Regions from separate parts of the Homo sapiens genome. Here region 2 is linked to region 1. The links are chromatin contacts, found by Hi-C in ENCODE. All regions are on one chromosome and are shown on one strand. Each heading gives the region's core, a stretch centred on a gene start or an enhancer-like site at or near the end of the contact. The rest is flanking DNA. Distances are from core to core; before and after follow the strand shown.

Evidence for each region. Hi-C counts contacts between places; a loop is a spot of excess contacts on that map. Pooled maps may share reads with other maps.
Region 2: a map with no recorded cell type shows a loop between it and region 1 (2.0-fold over the local background). The contact joins two enhancer-like sites. A Hi-C loop is called at or near these places in 2 of 37 single-sample maps with no recorded cell type and 2 of 50 pooled maps.

What each region holds. Positions count from the first base shown.
Region 1 is chr13:31,929,685-31,932,905 of GRCh38, forward strand. It overlaps the pseudogene EEF1DP3. Among named protein-coding and RNA genes, the nearest start is that of FRY-AS1, 100 kb to the right of the region's middle. Within about 2 kb of position 1,432, at least 2 of the 41 ENCODE cell types and tissues checked have a DNase peak (open chromatin) inside an H3K27ac peak, as active enhancers do.
Region 2 is chr13:32,244,711-32,247,960 of GRCh38, forward strand. It overlaps FRY (FRY microtubule binding protein), which reads left to right. Exons shown (of 61, transcript NM_023037.3): 48 at 2,613-2,792. Among named protein-coding and RNA genes, the nearest start is that of ZAR1L, 69 kb to the right of the region's middle. Within about 2 kb of position 1,826, at least 4 of the 41 ENCODE cell types and tissues checked have a DNase peak (open chromatin) inside an H3K27ac peak, as active enhancers do.

The DNA of each region.
Region 1 (3,221 bases), core at 182-2,681:
GTAGAAATTTCATCTCTCTTCCTTTCCATCCCCCACCCATTTCTTAGTCAAGGTATTCTCTGTCTGTTCTTTATGGTAGCCAGACAATTAATTTGGCCAGATAGCATTATTGTCCTTTGTTCATTCAATTATAAATTCCTAGAGCTCAGAAACTCTGCCCAGTTTTTTATTCCTACCTCCCAACCTTGGAGTTATATTTCTGATACATGAAAGAGCCCAGTAGCAACTGCCCAGCCTTAGTGGATATCCTGCTTGTACTTCCATGTGCCCTGGTTGTGTGTTAGGGGCAAGCGCTCATAGAAGGGAAATGGGGTTCACAGGGAGGCACAATTCACTGTGGCACACAGTAGAGCCTTGGCTCCCACAATTCCACCTGCCTGCTTGCCCTCTTCCTCTTGCTGTAATTAAAGCCTGTCCCTTCCTCAATCCTGCCTTTTGCCTTGGAATGGGCCTGTTGTCATTGTCCAAATCTATTTTTATCATCTAGACTCTAGAAATGTCAGTTGAATGAAATGGTACTGGAATCTGCTTCCCTTTCTTCCCCTTTTTTGTATAATTAACAAGAAGAACAATTACTTCTTCATTATTTTGTTTTTGCACTCTCTCATTTTGAAAGATAACCAAAGCAGTTGTTGAGAGTCACAAGCCATTTGTGCATCATGAAAATCAGCCTTACAAGGTTAGGGTCAAGTATTCCAGCCTTATCTTTCCATATCAGCCTTTTACCTGAATATTTCATTTGGTCCTGAACTCTTACTATTTTTCTTTCTCTAAACTTCCTTTCTTCTGCTGATATCAACTAGTTAGGTATTTGTGTTTGGTTAAGTGCATGAAAATATAACTTCTAAAGTCCCAGATTGTTTTTAGAGCTTGCGAGGGGTCAGAAGACACAATTCTCCTTGTATCCAGCTTACTCTTAGCCCTGGGTGCCTTCTGCAAGAATGCACATGCACCTGGCAAGGCATAGGCAGCCCCAGCAACTCAGGAGGATGTGGCTCCAGTTCCACAGTCTAACAGACATTTACTGAGCATTTATTGTATGCCAGGCACTACATATACAAAGATGAAGAAGAAAAGAGTTACATCCCAGCAAGGGAGACTGACATGGAAGCAGATAATTAAAAAATAGTGGCAGATAGTTGTATAGAGTGAGGTAGGAGCACAGAATGGCAACGGACTCAGCTGCAGAGAGCCAAAATGGTTTCTTAATGGAGCTTGAGAAATTGGGAGGGGATTATGCAGTGCAGAAAGTGAGGGAAGGGAATTAAGGAGTGAGCAGAGTGTTAGCAAAGGATTCCAGGAGGAGGTGGCAACGTGAACTCAGGCACAGACTGAGAAACAACTGGGGGTGGGCAGTGTTTGGGTATTAACTGCATGCAATTGAGTTGCTGAACAGAGATGACTGTAAAAAGGTAAACTGGCAGTCACAGAGGAAATGCTTAGTCATACCAAGATATGGAAATAGAGCTAACATTGCATTTGTACCTGTAGCCCATAGGGAGCCTTAGAAACAATTTAAACTGGAGCATGAACTCACCACTTGCCTTTTAGATGGAGCCATTTGGCACCAAATTTAGGATATATTTGGGAGGGAGAGCACTAGAGGCAGAGAGGAAGCTGTTGCAGAATCCTGGCAAGGTTATTGGAGACCTGCATTAGGACAAGGGTGGTAGGAATAGAGGAAGTCCTGAATTCTAGGAGGTAAAATTGGCAGCACCTAGTTAGCAGTAATTGCGTATAGTGGTGATGAGAGGGAGAAATTTAGAAGGATTTCCCAAGTTAGAAACTTGTTTGGCCACGAAAATGCAGGACAGGGAGCAGTTTAGAGATCATGATGATTTCAATCCTGGTTATGTTGAGTTTTGGATGATCCTGAGTATCCAGATGGAAATGTCAGGGAGTTGGATGTAGGAGCCCAAATTTGAGGCAGTAAAGTAGATTTGAGAATTATATATATATTTGAGGAACTCACAGCCAGTACTTGTGAATGGAGACCCAGAGGTTGATTAAATTTATCCATCAATTAACAATACCTGTTTAAAAATCCAAAGCTGCTTAGACATGGATATAGATATAGATATACACACACGTGTATGTATGTGTGTTTATGTGTGTGTGTGTGTGTACTGTTCCCTCCTCCACTAGGGATCAGTATAATAAGTATTTTGTGAAACATTGCATCAGAAGGGGCGTTTGCAAGGAATGTAGACAAAACATAAACCAAAAATCACACACCTCCTCCGAAAAACGAGTGGTTCATGTAGAAAATTACAGCTTTGGATTCATGTCAAGGAAGAGTGTTTGACAGCTACAGGATATGAAAAAAAAAAGATTCAGATGACTGACTTGTTTGGTCTGAGGAAAGAAAGAATGTTCACAAGAAGTCAGCGCCCCTTGTATCTTCTGGTATCTAATGAAGTCACTTTAATATACCCCTGCCCCACAACTCTAACAGCGTTGTTAGTGTGTTTGCCCAGCTGTTTTCTTCCCCCTAGGAAGTACGAAACTGTACAGTATATTGCTTCTTTTTAGAGCTGGGCATTCACTAAAGTCTTTTTGATATTTTAAAGTAGAAGTTAAATTGTAGAGATTTTCCAATTTATGTATTTATTTTGAGACAGGGTCTCACTCTGTTGCCCAGGCTGGAGTACAGTGGCGCGATCATAGCTCACTGAAGCCTCGACCAGTGGTGCTCAACGGATCCTCCTACCTCAGCCTCCTGGGCAGCTGGAACCACAGGCATGCACTGCGATGCCTGGCTGATTTTTTATTTGTAGAAACGGGGTCTTACCATCTTGTCCAGGCTGGTCTCAAACTCCTGGACTCAAGCTATTCTATTCTCCCATCTTGGCCTCCGAAAGTGTTGGGATTACAGGCATGAGCCACCACTCCCAGCATATTGTAGATATTTTCTAGAGAAAAGAAGCTTCATATGTATATCTGTATAGTGTGATGTGTGTGTATGTGTGTGTATGTGTGTTACCCTCCAAATAATACATGGAACTCCCTTATTAAGTGATTTAAATAATTTTGTTATGATTCCTATCCTGGAATGGCAGAAGAAGAAACATTTGTCACAGTTGGTAAATATTATATTTTTGTTTCAAGTATGAATTACATGGAGAATTCCATGCTAGTTTTTCCAAAGTTCTTAAATTTAACAGAACTTTTAAGTGTCGTGTTACCATAAACTTCTTAAGAACTATATCTTGACTTAGAAA
Region 2 (3,250 bases), core at 576-3,075, 320 kb after region 1:
AAAATGTGAATAGTTGATGAATAGTACAAAGGGATTCATTAGACTAGTCTCTCGGTTTCTGTGTATATTTTAATATTTCCATAATAAACAGTCTTTATGTATATTTTTAAAACCAAGAGACTGGCTCCAAGATTTCAGTTAGTAAAGGCTGGAGCTGGTATTTGGATCCAAAGCCAGTGTCTTTGTTTTATTGTACCAGGCAGCCTCCCTGGCAGGATACTTGGACATCTCCAAACAGCTACAGATTGATTTTTTTTTTCAAAACTGAGTCTCGCTCTGTCCAGGCTGGAGTGCAGTGGCACAATCTCGGCTCACTGCAACCTCCACCTCCCGGGTTCAAGCGATCCTTCTGCCTCAACCTCCCAAGTAGCTGGGACTACAGGCGTGTGCCACCACGCCCGGCTAATTTTTGTATTTTTAGTAGAGACAGGGTTTCACCATATTGGCCAGGCTGGTCTCGAACTCCTGACCTCGTGATCCACCGCCTCGGCCTCCCAAAGTGCTGGGATTACAGGCATGAGCCACCACGTCCAGCCCAGATTGATTCTTAAAGCCGTACTCTGAGAAGACCAGAAACACAATTTATTTTAATGAAAATAAAAATAAATATCAAGGCCAGGTGCAGTGGCTTATCCTGTAATCCCAGCACTTTGGGAGGCTGAGGCAAGAGGATCGCTTGAGGCCAGGAGTTCAAGACCAGCCTGGGCAACAAAGTGACACCCCATCTCTACAAAAATAAAAAAAATTTTAAAAATCAGCAAGGTGTGGTGGTGCACACCTATAGTCCCAGCTACTTAGGAGGCTGGGGAGAGAGTTTCCCTTGAGCCCAGGAGGTTGAGGTTACAGTGAACTGTGATCACACCACTGCACTCCAACCCGGCCAACAGTGATAAATAGGAAGATAGGAATATAGATAGATGGAAAGATAGCTCAAACACACCAGGACGAGTTTCTAGAGCCTGGAAGTTAATCTAAAACACATGACCACAGACTAAAGCAGGGAGGCTCCAGGCCATGGGAGTAGTGCAGGGCCACGATGGGGTTAAGTAGAGAGCGCCTAGCTCAAGAGCATAGACATCCTTTTCTCTATATTGTATTTGTCTATTTCTTCTCTGGAATGTACTTTGTAACTTGTAGGATTCAAGGGCAAATGCTAGGTTCTCTCTGGAAGCTCATTGATGAAGATATACCGTATAAATTTTAGACATTCCTTTCCATCTTTACTTCACCAAATTACTTACAGAAATTATTTGATGCTGAAAGTGACTTCCAAGCATTTTTCAAGTGGCGTTGCTGCATCATACTTACACCACATAGGGTAGGCAGTCAGTTAACAGTTTCTCACTTCACTCACAGGAGACAGGTGGTCAGTTGACACCTTTCTACGAATGTGTGCCCCATTTTGTTGTTTAATGAGGCTGTCCATTTTGTCTTAGGCCTGCGGGCGACGTCTGATACTTTTTATCTTAACTCAAATAGTAGCTTATTTCACATTTAAACCATGGCTTCCCTTGCGCAGAATTTAATAGATGTTTTATTTCATGTGCTTTGACTGCAAAGTCCAGGCAAAAAATAATAATAACAACTTTCATCAAATTTGTTTATCTGTGTTTCTAATATTTTTATGGGAGCGGCACACAGTCTGATTGGAGGTTGTCAGAGAAACGAAGATGGTAAAACTGAGTCTTAAATGAAGAGTAGGAATTTGACATGCCAATAAGGAGGGGAAATGTATTCAAGGATGAGGGCATAGCATGAGTAAAGGCACAGAGGCTGAGAGGGCTTGCCAAGTTTGGGGAACTCCAGCAGCAGCCTGGGGGAGATGACCCTTGCAGGCCATGCTCAAAGAGTGTGGACTCCACCCTGTCCACCAGAGGGAGTCTGTGAAGGAGTTTAGTCAGGGAAGTGGCTTGGTCTGAAGAGTTCTAGGAAGATCACTCTAGCTGGATCTGATGCACTTAAGGGCTGCAAGCCAAGACACCAGTAAGGGGCCATTGAGATAGTCCAGGCAAGGCCCAAGAGGGTGCCGCTGAGCCAGTGCCAGCAGGAATGCCGTGGAGGGAACAGATTACCAGGAGGGAGGGAAAGAAAGGGTTAAGAAGGGCTTCCAGATTCCTGAGTTAAGTAATGAGGAAGACAAGAAGTGAGAAGAAAAGAGGGCTGAAGACAGAGATCAAGGTACCCAGGAAGCAAATGGAGCAGGAGGAGCCAGAGAACTAGAAGGAGGACCAAGAAGACTGGAAACCGGAGGGTGGGGAGAACTTTAAGAAAGAGTGAACTGAACAGTCAGTGTCATAAAATGCATTGGGAGCTTTTTTTTTTCCCTCAAATTAAGGAGGTGCCTCATTACCATAATGGTACCTCATTAATAAGAATTTAATTTAGCTGAAATGGACAAAATTGGTCTTTTTTGTTTGTCTCCTAAACATAGCTCCTTTTATATATACATTGTCTTTTTATGTCATTTGCCTTTTACTTCTCATGGAACCTGCTGCGCTGTTTTAAGTCAGTGAATTCTGACTGGTCACTAGCTTCTCACTGGTCATTCTGACATACATTAGCTTTAAAAAAATTAAATTATTTTTAACCCTTGAATGTTTTATTTCCTGCAGAGTGTTCACTGGAGAGAAGCTCTGAATATCTTGAAGCTGGTAGTTTCTCGGTCAGCCAGCCTTGTTTTACCTTCATACCAGCACAGTGACCTCTCAAAAATAGAAATACATCGAGTGTGGACTAGTGCTTCCAAGGAATTACCTGGGAAAACCCTGGACTTCCACTTCGATATTTCGGAGGTACTTAGCTATGTTAACTATTTCTGTGAACTTTAGCATGAATTTGTAGTAGCAAAGATCAAAAGTAGTTGCCTGGAAAAAAGAAGACTTATTTGACAGTTATTTCAAATGAAGATTTCTAAGGGCTAAATTAGGTTTTGCTTTTTAAAGAACCCATTGAGTGTCATATTCACTGGGACTCTCAGTTGGCAGCTTTTAAAAATAGAAACTAGCCTCAGTTATGTAAAAAATGATTTTAAAAAGAGGTATTTAAAAATGGAACGATCATAAGCATTTTAAACCATGACCTTCACTCATTCTTTATCTGACAATGGTCATGTCTTTATATCCACAATGTTTCTCCCTGAATGACAGCCAGTTCAGCAGATGACCGAAATTTACAGGAATATAGACTCCACTTTTATAGTTGCTTCCCCAGTCCACACTATTTTTTAAACAAGTAAAACTAAATTCTTGCC